Linked DNA regions of Homo sapiens: region 2 is linked to region 1. A link is a loop called in an ENCODE intact Hi-C map of the cell type or tissue named here. Cell type or tissue: OCI-LY7. All regions are shown on one strand.

Evidence for each region. Peaks named below come from ENCODE experiments on the same cell type or tissue, not always from the same donor. Only the 100,000 strongest peaks of a DNase experiment are listed, where the experiment ranks them.
Region 2: it touches region 1 in a loop (2.7-fold over the local background); 3 of 110 quality-filtered maps call a loop at or near these places.

Annotation. Positions count from the first base shown.
Region 1 is chr16:15,773,979-15,781,978 of GRCh38, forward strand. MYH11 (myosin heavy chain 11) reads right to left here. Exons shown (of 41, transcript NM_002474.3): 7 at 4,802-4,865; 8 at 2,100-2,198. Among named protein-coding and RNA genes, the nearest start is that of MYH11, 79 kb to the right of the region's middle. In OCI-LY7, CTCF peaks have their summits at 3,988 (motif pointing right) and 4,196; DNase peaks (open chromatin) are centred at 1,393 and 4,043.
Region 2 is chr16:15,937,449-15,945,448 of GRCh38, forward strand. The region is part of intron 1 of LOC107984869 (a long non-coding RNA gene); the gene reads right to left. Among named protein-coding and RNA genes, the nearest start is that of ABCC1, 8.2 kb to the right of the region's middle. RefSeq lists a silencer at 4,935-5,102. In OCI-LY7, a CTCF peak has its summit at 3,102; DNase peaks (open chromatin) are centred at 2,993 and 5,663; H3K4me3 peaks cover 780 bases; H3K27ac peaks cover 1,837 bases.

The DNA.
Region 1 (8,000 bases):
TCAAGGATCCTCTTCCAGATCAATCTTTAATTAGGATGGATTCGGTTATACTTTTGGAGAGACGTCAGCAAGATATTTTTCTTTCAAAATCAAGGTCTTTTATGGGTCAAGTCACTTGGAAGCTGCTTGATAAACTCGAGGTTAAATTGACTGAAGGCACCAGTTAACTCAAACTTTTGGATTAACTTGAAATGCCTGATTCAAGTCACGAGGATTGAGGTCTTTGCCAAGACTTCATTATCCCGAGTTTGGATGCATTTAGCAATATTTGGTTCTTTCTAAAAGCCTAACATCTTTCCAGTTCTATCATCTAGAATACAAACGGCCCCTGGGAATTTAGTTCTGAGCCCTATACTTGCCCATTTCTGGAAGACCAGAGGCAAAGCACAAAACTGGAACCCAAGGTACCAAACAACCAAACTGTTTTCTTGGGTGCCAAATAAAAGGAAAAGGAATGTCAACATTTTTCCCTGGCCCATTCCACAGGGTCCTGCACTGTAACTGCTAATATACCATGTTTGCTGGTACATAAAAAATCCATTCAGCATTCCCCCTTTACCAAAAATTGCTCCACCTCATAGCCTATGTTCCTGAAAGCCAGCCATTAAGGAAACTTATTTTTATTGTTTGAGACAGAGTCTCACTCTATCGCCTAGGCTGGAGTGCAGTGGTGCAATCTTAGCTCACTGCAAACTCCACCTTCTAGGTTCAAGTGATTCTCCTGCCTCAGCCTCCCAAGTAGCTGGGATGACAGGCGCCAGCCACCACACCTGGCTAATTTTTGTATTTTTGGGGAGACAGGGTTTCACTATCTTGGCCGAGCTGGTCTCAAACTCCTGACCTCAGGTAATCCGCCCGCCTCTGCCTCCGAAAGTGTGGGATTACAGGCATGAGCCACTTTGCCCCACCCTGGAAATTTAAATAATGGATAATGCCACCCCCTAGTAGCTGAGGTCTACAATACACTCCGACACAGCGAAGTTCTGAGCTCACACAGATCCTTTTGGTAACTGTCTTAACCAAAATAACTAACCTTGGGCCACAAAAGAGATGGGAAGCAAAGTCTGTATTGTTCCCATAGAATTTCAGACTCAAAACTTATTACTAACATGTAGACTCTACTATGTACAGATAGTCACTGATCCATTCCTTTTTTAAGCTATGCGATTTGTATATATTTTTAAGAGTTAGTAAACAGCTGCAGGTCCAGAACTCATAACTTCCTACTGGAGTTTGGTATACAGTGTATTATATTTACATAAAAAAACTTTTCCCTACAACAGAGGTCAGCAAACTTCTGCACACTGCCTGTTTTTGTAAATAAAGTTTTATTGTAACACAGTGATGCATCTGCACTCACTGATTTATGTGTTGCCTATGTTCATTGGTTTATGTGCTGCCTGTGCTCATTGGTTTATGTACTGCCTGTGCTCATTGGTTTATGTGTTGCCTGAGCTCACTGGTTTATGTGTTGCCTGAGCTCACTGGTTTATGTGTTGCCTGCACTCATTGGTTTATATATTGCCTGTGGCTGCTCTTGTATTACAATGGCAGAGTTGAATAGCTGTGCCAGAAGCCACCTGGCCTGCAAAGCCTGAAGATTTACTATCTGGCCTTTTACAGAAAAAGTCTTGACCCCTGTTCTACAAAGTCACTGGCAAAACATGTATAATGAAAAATGCTTAGTCCTGCTGCCCCTGCAAATTCCTTATAAAACCAGAATGCATCTTTTATATTTGCAAGTTTTATAAATTGGCAAGTAAGGCAAATGTCTTTCTCCCTTTCCTTGAAGGCGTAGATTGTGTCTAGTTGGACTTGATGCTCTCTGGTCTAATGAGACATGAATCATTAATGATCTAATGTCTAATTGGAGTTGATGGCTACTATGTCACATAGTAGGTGCTCAGTAAATGAGAATGACTGAACACAAGCCACACTCACTCATTGGGAGGAGATGAAGAACTGTTCATATGTCACTCACAGACATGGTCCTTTCTGGCAGGATCTGAGACTGTTTTAATAGCCAATCCCTTAACCCCGGATTCTGATGAAAGGGAAGGCTCAAGCCATCCAATCACATGTCATTGCTAGTCACTTACTTCTCATCTTCTCCTTGGCTCCAGCAATCATGTAGTAAAAGATGTGGAATGTCCTCTCGTCTCTGGCTTGGCGAATTGCCCGTGATTTTTCTAGCAGATCTGGTTTGGAGGGAGTTAGGGATTCTGGGGATACTGCGGGTGTTCCTCTGGTCTTCCACCTCCATCCCTGTCACACCCAATTCACATGGGATGACTTTCCAGTTCTACCCCTGGGATCGGTAATGTCTAACTTTGACCATTGCCCCTATGGACAAATGGAACCGCTGGGTGCTGCCAGCAGACTTCAGATGCAAAAAAAAGGGAGGGGAATAGAGTGAAAAGAAAAAGCATAAAAAGGCTCCAGGAAGAAGGTAATGGTAACGAGATGTTCCCCTAACAGCCATCACCAGCAAATCTTCTTTAAAATGAGCTGTCTTCAGACATGACAGAATACAAATAATGACACCATCTATGATCCTATGATTTATGATTCATTCCTGTGTGAAATGATTGATATAAATTGTCTCACTGAAGCCTCACAAAGTATGCTAGGAAATAAGTGCAACTATTATCGGTGTTTTCAATAAGGGGAAACTGAGGCTCAGAGAAGAGAAGTCCTTTCTCAAGATGATACAGCTAACAAGTGGCAAAGCTGTCTTCCATGCCCTCTGTTCCAAGAGTGGGGTCTGACGGGATGGAGGCGAGAGAGACCGTAAACACGCCACACTAATTAATTTCAGGAGAGCTTCTCCGCGATGCGGGGTGGCAGGAGGGAGAGCAGAGGGGAGGGCAGGTGAGGGTGGCATGGAGATCACAGGGTCCGGGGTGATGGGAGAGGGCAGCTGGGAGGCTGGGCTACTGTACTGGGTGGATTTCCACAGCACTAAGCATGATGGTGCGGGATGATGGGGCTAGATCAGCAGACCTTGTCTTCTTCAAGTCCTAAAGCCAGCTAGCAGTGCCCGGGCTACCACAGCCCATGTCCAATCTGGAAAGCAGTGATTCTCAGACTTTCTCATGGTGTACATGGGTATACACACGCACACATACACACACACACACACACACACACGCACGTATGTTTGAGCCAGAGTCTCGCTCTGTCACCCAGGCTGGAGGGCAGTGTGTGATCTTGGCTCACTGCAACCTCTGCCTCCCGGATCCAAGCAATTCTCCTGCCTCAGCCTCCTGAGTAGCTGGGACTACAGGTGCATGCCACCACGCCTGGATAATTTTTGTATTTTTAGTAGAGACAGGGTTTCACCATATTGGCCAGGTGGTCTCGAACTCCTGACCTCAAGTGGTCTGCCCGCCTCGGCCTCCCAAAGTGCTGGAATTACAGGCGTGAACCACCGTGCCTGGCTGAGATGTGTGTTTCTAAAGAGCTCCCAAGTGATGCTGATGCTGCTGGTTTGGAAACATACTTTGAGAACCACTGATCTAAAAGGAAGGCTGAGGCCAGAAGGACGGGGCTATGCCTGGGGCTCGCTCTAAACACAGGAAATGAATTGCTGAGAGGTGTGTGCAGGGCTGCAGGACAAGAGGGCCCTGGCTCTGGACTTGACCGAAGCCTGACAGCCCTCCTAGCTGCAGGATGGGAATCCTGGCTGGTTTGGGCAGATTAAAGTAGAAACGTAGAAAACATTGAGTTAACGCAATAGCCACCACCTATGAGATGCTCACTTTGGGCCCAGTACCGTACCAAGGGCTGTGCATATTATTATGCATATTATTTCATTTAACCCCTGCACCAGCTCCAGAAACTAGGTGCAATCACCCCCATTTTACCGAGGCAAAACTGAGGCCCAGAGAGCTTCAGTGATTTTCCCAAATCCCCACAGCTTAGACAAGTACAGTGGAGAGGAAGCTACTCCACAACCCACCCTCTTATCCAGGGCACATAACGTGGAAAAATGGGACCACTAGGTGCTGCTAGAGGACCTCAGGTGCAGAAAGAAGCTAAGTCAGGCCCCCAGGTCCTATACATTGCCAAGCACGTGTTCCACAGGAAGCCTGAGCCCTAGGGCCGCCTGCAAAGCTCCTGAGGCTGATCAGTCACTGAACTCTAGACCTGGTTGTTCCCCCACGTCCAGAAATTTCTAACTTGGCTCCACTTCACCGCTCAGGTTCATGAAAGAGATGCTCTACTTGTTCCTTGCGATACCAGCATTCTTCTGGGTAAACTCTGTTTTCATCAATTTCCTACCTAAGAAGTGGAGCCGATCACAGACCAACTCTCTAAGAGGACGACAGGTCCAGAATTTGGCCTCGGACAATGGCTGAATAAGGATGAAGTGAAGATCATACGATAGACACTACGTAGCCAGCCCTTACTCTGCACCTCGCATGGTGCCTAGAGCTTTATATGAGTTCATTCACTCTATTCTCACATTTCTATGAGGCAGGTACCATTCATTATCATCCCCATTTTGCTGATGAGGCACAGAGAGGTGGAGTAACCAGCCCAAGGTCACTCAGCTAAGGGACAGATCATTTGAGCATCACATGCAGCCTAGGCTGCTTGTTTAGGGTTCAAACCAGGGGTCCGGTCCACACATGTATAACCACTGCACCACAATGCCTGCTGTTAAGGGGAGATTTGTTCTGGAAGAAACCTAAGAGGCTGGAAAGATAGAGGTGGCTCTTGGACTCTCCCAGCCTCTGGGCAGGAGATTGGTAGGGGGCAGGGGTACCCATTTGGCCCAGGCTCAGGGAAAGGATACAGGTCTCAATGTTGGCTCCCACGATGTAACCCGTGACGTCGAAGTTGATGCGGATGAATTTGCCCTGCCAACAGGAAAACACAGTTCAGGCTTTGCTGCCCAACTTCAGCCGTTAACCCCATGCTGTGGGCAAGCAGGAGGCAGATGGTACAGAGGATGGGAGGTGGGGCGGGGAGATTCTTGCGAACACTCAGAACCCCACAGGTCAAGTTGTCAGGCGGAACCAACATCTGCTGAGCTGAAACCACCCCAGGCCTGACAGCAACAGAACGTGTAAAACATGTTCACAGATCAATTTCATTCGGCTTTTGCAATGACCGTAGTCCATCATGGCTATCCCTATTTAAAAAAACTTATTTATTTATTAGAGACAAGGTTTTGCTCTGTCAGCGAGGGCTGGAGTGCAGTGGTGCAATCACAGCTCACTGTAACCTTGAACTCCTGGGCTCAAGCAATCCCCTTTTCCCCATGACCTCACCCTCCCAAGCAGCTAGGACTACAGGCATGCACCACCATATCTGGCTAATTTTTAAATTTTTTTTTGTAGAGATAGGATCTCACTGTGTTGTCCAGGTTGGCCTCAGACTGCTGCACTCAAGCAATCCTCCCACCTCAGCCTCCCAAAGTGCTGGGATTACAGGAGTAAACTACCACACCCAGCCCACTATCCCCATTTTAAAGCTGGGAAAACTAAGGCTAAAAGAGATCAAGTGACTTGTCCAACGTGACGTTGCTCCTGAGAGGTAGGGCCCTAAGCAGAAAGAAGGTTTTTCCATATTCAGGGGCTAGAGGGCTCCCTCCCCAGACCCCACCCTGCTCCAAAACATCCACATCATCCAACTATGGATTAAACCTTTTCTGTGGGACAGGTGAGTATGCATTGGCCACACTGCCCAAGCAGGCCCTGTGTAGGATGTCCTTTAGGCAGGAATGGCTCATGTTCCTGGCCCTAGAGGCTCAACAAGTATCTCCAAAGATGGCCCTATCTACCTGCCTCAGCTAAGCCATGAAACCAAGGATGGAACCCAATCCTCCATCTGTTGGCATGAACCCTTTTCCTGTTTCCTCAACAGGTGAGACAGGATTTCATCCTTTTCCCCCATCATGACATAACATGGTGGGAAGTGTTGGCGTGTGTGGACACAATCCCCTAGGCTTGCTCAGTCCTTGACAAAACCTTCAAACTTTCCCCATTGGGAAACATGCAGTAGAGTGATTTGGGATGACCATATCCCAGATGGAGCCAGGGAGAGCCGGCTGGTCACAGGCAAGGCCCAGGCACCTTCTTCACTCTCCTTCCCAAGATGGCAGGGACGCCAGTGAGTGGAGGATGTTTTTAGGGATTTGTCTTGCACGTGCTTCCATTTATGACAGGCTAGAAACATTGCACAGAATTGGAACATGCAAACGCAGTGCTTCTCAGTGGAGGCGGCACATCTGCTATGGAGATTTTGGAAATCGGTGGAAGCCATTATTTGGCTTGTCACATGTTGGGGGGGGGCCGCTGTTGTTAGTGAACAGTGGGGCCAAGGATATTTTGGGAGTCCTGCAATGACCTGGAGAGTCTCTGATGCCAATCCTTGTCTATATCCCTTATGACTCTTCCAATGTCTCACCTGCCACTCATGGAGGTAAAAATCTGTTTGTAATTAGCCAGGCTTAGAACCTAACCTTTATGACTTTAGATTTTTACGCTTTTTTTTTTTTTTTTTTTTTTTTGAGACAAGAGCCTCACTCTGTCGCCCAGGTTGGAGTGCAGTGGTGTGACTTTGGCTCACTGCAACCTCCATCTCCCCGGGTTCAAGGAATTCTCCCACCTCAGCCTCCCGAGTAGCTGGGAATACAGGCATGTGTCACTGCGCCCAGCTAATTTTTGTATTTTTAGTAGAGACAGGGTTTCACCATGTTAGCCAGGCTGGTCTCAAACTCCTGACCTCAGGTGATCTTCCCAACTCAGCCTCCCAAGGTGCTGGGTTTACAGGTGTGAGCCACTCTGTGCCTGGTCTAGATTTTTATGCTTTTAAATGAAAGCATTAACAAGTGTTTAAAATGTTGTTCTAATACAAGAATATCCCATCTGTGTGACTCTAGAGAAGATTGTTCTTTGGTTCAGCGCTTCACTGAGAGTCAGTTGCCATTCTGGAAAATCCCATGCCAACATCATCAGTGCCTGAACTTGACCCTTTTCCTTGTATTTGTAGCTGTCGCCGTGGATAGACCTAAGTGTCTGTCTCTTACTGTGTCTTCTGTTGGTGTGGCCTGGCCCGAGCATTGATATGCTGAAATGCACTTTATTTATTTATTTTTGTAGAGATGGGGTTTCCCCATGTTGCCCAGGCTGGTCTCAAACTCTTGAGCTCAAGTGATCTGCCCGCCTCAGTCTCCCAAAGTACTGGGACTACGGGCATGAGCCACCTCGCCTGGCCTGAAATGCACACTTTCATTATGAATTGTCTTATGTTATTTCTTCTTCATATTCCAGTTAGGGCATTATGCTGATGTGTATTCATCTAATACGTGTAGGAGGTGATACTATCTATGATTCTAATTTCGGGCGAGGAAAGGAGACATTATGTAATTGTTTGTTACTAAAATGGGCCTTGGGGATCACAGGGTCAGGGACCACCATGTGCATTTGCTCAGCAGAGCAGAGCTTTCTGCAAAGAGTCTTTCACAGGGCCCCATCTCAGCGAGCAACAGTTCAGAGACCCCCTTCTCCTGGAATGCAGAGGCAATTTTTCCTTCATCTTTTCTCACTAAAATATCTTTCTGACCCTCCTACGGAGACAACCGCTTCTTTTGCACAATAAAACCATTGTTGTCTACCTATCATCAACCATCCACTTTCAGAGTTCCCCTGCCCTGTTGGGCTCAGGCAAAAACTTTTTGCTTTGGAGCCTGGGGGAGTGTGCATGGGAAGGTAGTACCCCCTGCCTCACTTACTCTCTGTTATTCAGTTGGAAGAACCAGCTTCATGAAGGCTGGAACCATATCTGAACTATTCATCGCAATCCTGTGAGACTCGCTGAGTGCCTGGTATACAGTAGGCACTTAATAAAAACAGCAAATGAGAAAAAAACAAAGAGAATGGTGGTACATGTAAAAGTGCCTACCAGAGTAATTGTACACAGTAGGTACTTACTAAGTATTTCTTGGAGGAGGTGTGTGCCTGGTACACAGTTGGCACTCAATTCATGTT
Region 2 (8,000 bases), 160 kb after region 1:
ACCAAAGGTGTGCACCACCACAGCTGGCTAATTTTTTTTGTCTATTTTTGGTAGAGACGGGGTTTTGCCATGTTGCTCAGGCTGGTCTCCAACTGCTGAGCTCAAGTAATCCACCCACCTCAGCCTCTCAAAGTGCTGGCATTCCAGGTGTGAGCCATCACGACCAGCCAGGGATCTCACCATTCTTAAGTGCCTCTCATTGAATTCTCCTGTTGATAGTTGCATTGATTTCTCACTCCTTCTTCTACTCTGTCTCTTGCTACATCTGGACCCTCTCTCATTCATTTTCTCAAAGACATTCATCTAGAATGTCTAATTTTTGTGGTTGGGATCAATACAGTTCACTTGCTTTATGGGGTGGGAGGAGTGTAACTTTTCTTTAAACTGAATTCTAAGCAGTTTTCAGTTTTAACTCACTACAGTCTCCATGCTATATTCTGAATGTTTATATCCCCCAAAATTCATATGTTGAAATCCTAACCCCTAAGGTGATGGTATTAGGAGGTGAGCCTTTGAGAGATGATTAGGTCTTGACAGTGGAGTTCTCATGACTGGGATTAGTGCCCTTATAAAAGGGACCCCAGGCTGGATGTGGTGGCTCACGCTTGTAATGGTTCAGCTACCAAGGCCCCCAAAGTGTTGAGATCGCTTGAGCCCAGTGGTTTGAGACCAGCCTGGGCAACATAGTGAGACGACATCTCCACTTAAAATTGAAATAATAATAAATAAATAAAAAGGACCCCAGAGAGATCCCCTGCCACTTATCATAGGAAGGCACAGTGAAAAGACAGCTATCTAGAAAAGCAGGTCCTCTCCAGACACTTGAATCTACCAGCATTTTGATCTTGGACTTCGGTACCATGTTACAACAGCCATACATTGTGCTACTGATATTCCATATATAATTGACATTTTCAGGGTTTTTTGTTTTGTTTTTTGTTTTTTTGTTTTTTTTTTTTTTGAGACAAAGGCTCGCTCTGTCGCCCAGGCTGGAGTGCAGTGGCACGATCTTGGCTCACTGCAACCTCCGCCTCCCGGGTTCAAGTGATTATCCTGCCTCAGCCTGTTGAGTAGCTGGGACTACAGGCATGCACCACCACGCGCAGCTAATTTTTGTATTTTTAGTAGAGATGGGGTTTTGCCATTTTGGCCAGGCTGGTCTCGAATGCCTGACCTCAAGTGATCTGCCCACCTTGGCCTCCCAAAGTGTTGGGATTACAAGAGTGAGCCACCACTGCACCTGGTCTCTTTTCTATTCGTTTTGTTTTTTGTTTAAATAAAGACAGGGGTCTCCTTATGTTGCCCAGGCTGGTCTGGAACTCCTGACCTCAAGTGATCTGCCTCCCTCACCCTCCCAACGTGCTGGGATTACAGGCATGAGGCACTGAAACTGGCAGAATTTGAAGGTGAGGATTTGGGCTTGGCAGGGAAAGTCCACGCAGAGCAGAGCTATGAGGAAGACTGAAGCCCAAGCCCAAGGTCTCTCATGACAGTTAGGCCATTTTTGGTAAAAGATCTGAAAGTCTGAATTTGGGGATCCTGTAAATAAAACGTTCATGGGTAGGGCTGAATCCAGGATGCAAATGAAGCCATCATGAGTCTGTTTTTCTCCCTTTCTTGACTTCTGCTTGCCGTTTGTTGGCCCCAGCCTCAGGCTTCATGTAGCAGGGACACGATGGATGTCATTCAGGTACCTGGGTCCCCTCAGACTTCCAGTGAGAGGAGTCAGAAGCAAGACTCTCTTTCCCCATATTCTTTTTTTTTTTTTAAAGACGAAGTCTCACTCTGTTGCCCCAGGCTGGAGTGCATTGACACCATCTGGGCTCGCTGCAACCTCTGCCTCCTGGGTTCAAGCGATTCTCATGCCTCAGCCTCCCGAGTAGCTGGGATTACAGGCATGCGCTAGCACGTCCGGCTAATTTTTGTATTTTTAATAGAGACGGGGTTTCATCATGTTGGCCAGGCTGGTCTGGAGCTCCTGACCTCAGGTGATCTGCTCGCCTTGGCCTCCCAAAGTGCTGGGATTACAGGCGTGAGCCACCGCACCTGGCTTCTTTCCCCAGATTCTTAGCCCAAATTACATTGTGACTCTTGGGCTGTGACTAGGTCACATGATCTCTTTGAACCAATCACTGTGTCCAGATGAATGCAATGCACTCATTGTCTAAGGCTGGGAACACATTTTGGGCACAGGGAATGGCCTTTCAAAACTGTACATCAAATCATGTCCCTTTCCAGTCTGAGGTCCTATCCAGCAATGATTCTCAACCAGGTCGAGTTTGCCCTCCCAGGGGACATTTGGCAACGTAGGGAGGCATTTTTGGTTGTCACAACGTCAGGGTGTGTGTGCAGGTACATTCCTGGCATTTGGTGGGTAGGGGCCAGGAATGAGGCTAAAACATCCTGCAATGGGTCAGGTATGTTGGCTCAAACCTGTAATTCCGGAGCTTTGGGAAGCCGCGGCAGGAGGATTGCTTGAGCCCAGGAGTTTGACACCAGCCTGGGCAAAATGACAAAACACCATATCTACAAAGAAAAATACAAAAATTAGCTAGGCATGGTGGCACGTGCCTGTGGTCCCAGCTACTAGGAAGGTTGAGGCAAGAAGATCCCTTGATCCCAGGAGTATGAGGCTGTCGTGAGCTCTGATCATGCCATGCCACTCCAGCCTGGGTGACAGAGGGAAACCCTGTCTCAAAGAAACAAACAAACAAACAGGCCAAGCATGGTGGCTCACACCTGTAATCGCAGCACTTTGGGAGCCTGAGGCAGGCAGATCGCTTGAGCCAGGAGGATTGCTTGAGCCCAGGAGTTCGAGGCTGCAGTGAGCTATGATCACACCACTGCACTCTGCACTCCAGCATGAACAACAGAGCAAGACCTTCTCCAGAAAAAAATAAAACCCCTCAAAACCAGACAAAGATATCTGCAAAGATAACAGGAAATAATATTTCTCCCAAGGACACTGCAGCTGTCAAGTGCCATGGTGACTTCCTACTGTGAACCACTGCTTTCTGACTTGCTGAGAAACTTTGTTCCAGGAAATCATAGATAATTTGCAGTTTGAAAATATATCAGTGCAGGCCGGGTGCAGTGGCTCACGCCTGTAATCCCAGCACTTTGGGAGGCCAAGGCAGGTGGATCACCTGAGGTCAGGAGTTCGAGACCAGCCTGACCAACATGGTGAAACCCCCGTCTCTACTAAAAACACTTAAGTTAGCCAGGCATGGTGGCGGGTGCCTGTAATTGCAGCTACTTGGGAGGCTGAGGCAGAACTGCTTGACCCTGGGAGGTAGAGGTTGCAGTGAACTGAGATCGTGCCATTGTACTTCAGTCTGGGCGACAAGACCAAAACTCTGTCTCAAAAAAAAAAAAAAAAAAAAAAAAGAAAAGAAAAAAGAAAAGAAAAGAAAATATGTCAGTACAAATGAAATTTTTTCTTCTTGCTTGGAGGATCTGGGCAGTTGGATACCCAGGCACAGCAATTCAGATAAGGGTTCCCTGAACAAAGTGGTCCACATTTACTAAACTTTAGAAGTTAATTTTTGCCTTTGTTTGGTGAAGCAACCCACAGCTGCTCAGTTGCTCTGGTGTCCCTCTCCCTCCTTTTTTTTTTTTTTTTTTTTTTGAGACAGGGTCTCACTCTGTTGCCCAGGCTGCAGTGCAGTGGTGCAATCACAGCTCAGTAGAACCTCTACCTCCTGGGCTCAAGCAATCCTCCCACCTCAGCCTCCCGAGTAGCTGGGAATACAGGCATGTACCACCATGCTTGGCTAATTTTTGTATTGTTTGTGGAGATGGGGTTTTGCCATGTTGCCCCAGCTGGTCTTGAACTCCTAGCTTCAAGTGATCCCCCAGCCTCGGCCTCCCAAAGTGCTGGGATTATAGGCGTGAGCCACCATCCAGCCTTTCCTTGTTTTCAATAAATGAATAAACCTGACTTTCTCACTAAAGGTTAGTCCCTGGTGGCCAGGCTGGTCTCGAACTCCTGGGCTCAAGCAATCCTCCCACCTCGGCCTCTCAAAGTGCTGGGATTATATGTGTGAGCCATCACGCTCAGCCTCATTTATGTATTTGTTATGGCTGCCTTTGCACTCCCATGATAGATGTGAGAAATGGTGGCAGAGACTGCAGGGCCTGCAAAGCCTAAAAAATTTACAATCTGGCTCTTTACAGAAAAACTTTGCTGACCCCTGGTCTAAATGTTCTGAGTACATAAGTGAGCAAAACATAGCTAAATCCCTCCATCATGGAGCTGAAATTCTAGTGGGAAAAAGAAAAGGATTTACATACTTACAAGACACCATAAATACATCTAGTATATGACTTGTATATAACTTAGGGTAATTAAATGGTAAGAAAAGAAGTGGCCGGGCATGGTGGCTCACACCTGTAATCCCAGCACTTTGGGGGGCCGAGGTGGGCGGGTCACCTGAGGCCAGGAGTTCAAGACCAGCCTGGCCAACATGGCAAAACCCTATCTCTACTAAAAATACAAAAATTAGCTGGGCGTGGTGGTGCCAACCCGTAATCCCAGCTGCTCGGGAAGCTAAGGTGGGAGGAAGCACCATGCCCGGCCTGCTTCCACTTTTTGGCTACTGTGAATAATGCTGTTGTGAACATGGGTGTACAAATATCTGTTCAAACCCCTGCTTTCACTACTTCTTTTTTTTTTTTTTTGAGACGGAGTTTCACTCTTGATGCCCAGGCTGGAGTGCAATGGTGCAATCTTGGCTCACCACAACCTCTGCCTCCTGGGTTCAAGCGATTCTCCTGCCTCAGCCTCCTGAGTATCTGGGATTACAGGCACGCGCCACTGTGCCCGGCTAATTTTATATTTTTAGTAGAGAGAGGATTTCTCCTTGTTGGTCAGGTTGGTCTCGAACTCATGACTTCAGGTAATGCACCTGCTTCGGGATCCCAAAGTGCTGGGATTACAGACGTGAGCCACTGCGCCCGGCCTCTCTTATTTTGGTTATATACCTAGAAGTAGAATTGTTGTATTTTTTTCCAGCAGGATTTTATACCAAGGACAAAGGGAGGCCATGGGAAGCTGCATGCAGGGTGCTTTACTAGGTCCCCTGGGGCTGCTGTGAGGCATTCTGATTGTAGTGGGGAAAGAAAGGAAGTGGGGAGACCAAGGAGGAGGTAGGTACAGAAGTTCAGGTCACAGGTAGCAGCAGCTTCAAGGTCCCAATCTGGGCCAGGCGCTCACGCCTGTAATCCTAGCACTTTGGGAGGCCAAGGCGGGCGGATCACTTGAGGTCAGGAGTTCAAGACCAGCCTGGCCAACATGGTGAAACCCCGTCTCTACCAAAAATACAAAAATTGGCTGGGCGTGGTGGTGTGTGCCTGTAGTCCCAGCTACTTAAGAGACTGAGGCAGGAGAATCGCTTGAACCTGGGAGATGCAGGTTGCGGCGAGCCAAGATCCTGCCACTGCACTCCAGCCTGGGCGACAGAGCGAGACTCTATCTTAAAAAAAAATAAAAATAAAATTAAAAAAATGCTCTCAGTCTGGCAGGGGAGGCCATATGGAGCAAATAAATAAATGAATGATTACAAATAGTGAAAAGTACTCCTAAATAAATGAACAAGAACAGAGTGCTGTGATTACAGGAAATAAAAAGAGGAACTCTGGCATTCTCTGTGCTACCTATCAGTTTAGTGATGCTTGAAATCCAAAATTCAAATCTTGCATTTTAATCATGAATCACTTTGCTGCCAGTTGAGTGGGTTTGATGCAGGGCCGAGTCTGTTGGTCTAAGGGTTTGTTACATTGTGAGAGCCCCTAATGGGGAGGAAGGGGCTTAGAAATAAGGCAAAGGGGGTGGTTTGAGCCTGTGGCTGAAAGAGTTGCACAGAGAGGCTTGGTGGTTAGGAGCAGAGCTGAGCCTTATCTCTGCCACATCCCAGCTGCTGGATCTGCAACAAATTACTTCTTCCCTCTAAACCCAGTTTCCGCTTTTGGAAAATGGTAGACTAATTGGTTTGGTCTATAATTACTTCCTTCTTTGTTTTGGTCACTCCTGTGTCTACAGCACCTAATACAGTATCCGGCACACAGGAGACTCGCAATAAATTTCTTTCTTGCTTTTCTTTCTTTCCTTGTCTTTCCCTCCTTCCCTCCCTCCCTTCTTTCTTTCTCGCTGTCTGTCTTTCTCGCTCTTTCTCTTTCTTTCTTTCTCTCTCTCTCTTTTCTTTCTTTCTCTCTCTCTCTTTCTTTCCTTTCTTGATGGAGTCTCACTCTGTCTCTGAGACTGGAGTGCAGTGGCGCCATCTCGGCTCACCTCAACCTCTGCCTCCTGGGTTCAAGTGATTCTCCTGCCTCCACCTCCTGAGTAGCTTGGATTACAGGCATGCGCCACCATGCCTGGCTAATTTTTGTATTTTTAGTAGAGACGGTGTTTCACCATATTGGTCAGGCTGGTCTTGAACTCCTGACCTCAGGTGATCCACCCGCTTCGGCCTCCCAGAGTGTTGGGATTACAGGCGTGAGCCACCGTGCCCGACTCTCGTTTATTTATTTTCTATTTTAAAAATTTTAATTGAGGCTGCGCACAGTGGCTCATGCCTGTAATCCCAGCGCTTTGGGAGGCTAAGGCAGGAGGGTCGCCTGCGGCCAGGAGTTCAAGACCAACTTGGGTAACGTAGTGAGATCCCATTTTACATAAATATTGCAAAAAATGTTAGTCAGGCGTGGTGGTGTCCCCCATAGTCACAGCTACTTGGGGGGCTAAGGCAGGAAGATTGCTTGAGTCCAAGAGTTTGAGGCTACAGTGAGCACCCACTGCTCTCTAGCCTGAAGAACAGAGCAAGAGCAAGATCATAGCTCAAAAAAATTTTTTTAATTGAGTTTAACTTTCATAGAGCAAAGTACAGCAACTTTAAATGTCCTCTTGATGAAGTTTTTTTTTTTTTTTTGAGACGGAGTCTCACTCTGTTGCCCAGGCTGGAGTGCCGTGGCACGATCTCGGCTCACTGCAATCTCTGCCTCCTGGGTTCAAGTGATTCTCCTGCTGCAGCCTCCAGAGTAGCTGGCATTACAGGCATGCACCAGGACACCTAATTTATGTATTTTTAGTAGAGATGCGGGTCTGCCATGTTGGCCAGGCTGGTCTTGAACTCCTGACCTCAAGTGATCCACCCACCTTGGCTTCCCAAAGTGATGGGTGGGATTACAGGCATGAGCCACTGCACCTAGCCAAGCTCAATGAATTTTAAAATATAAATGTGTGTGTACGTGTGTGTGTGTGTGTGTGTGTGTGTGTATATATATATATATATATATATATGTTTAAAACCACATAACTACCACCAAATCAAGTTATAGAACATTTACATCTCCCTAGGACATTTCTTCCTATCTTGACTTTGATCAACATATGTTGTTGTTATTATTATTATTATTATTATTATTATTATTATTATTATTCAGAGACAGGGTCTACCTCTGTTGCCCAGGCTGGAGTGCAGTGTTGCAATCGTACACAATTCACCGCAGTCTGGAACTCTGGGGCTCAAGCAATTCTCCTATCTCAGTTTCCTGAGTAGCTAGGACCACAGGTGTGTGCCAATATGCCCAGCTAATCTTTAAAATTGTTTTGTTGAGGCAGGCATGGTGGCTCACGCCTGTAACCCCAGCACTTTGGGAGGCCGAGGCAGGTGGATCACAAGGTCAGGAGTTTGAGACCAGCCTGGCCAACATGGTGAAACGCCGTCTCTACTAAAGATACAAAAAAATTAGCCAGGCACCGTGGCACGCACCTGTAATCCCAGCTACTTGGGAAACTGGGGCAGGAGAATCACTTGAACCCGGAAGGCAGAGGTTGCAGTGAGCTGAGATCATGCCTCCGCACTCCAACCTGGGCCAAAGGGAGAGAGTCTGTCTCAAAAAATAAAAAAAAAAAAGAAATTTGTTTTGTAGAAATGAGGTCTCACTATGTTGCCCAGGCTGGTCTCAAACTTCTGGCCTGATGAGCAATCCGCCTGCCTGGGCCT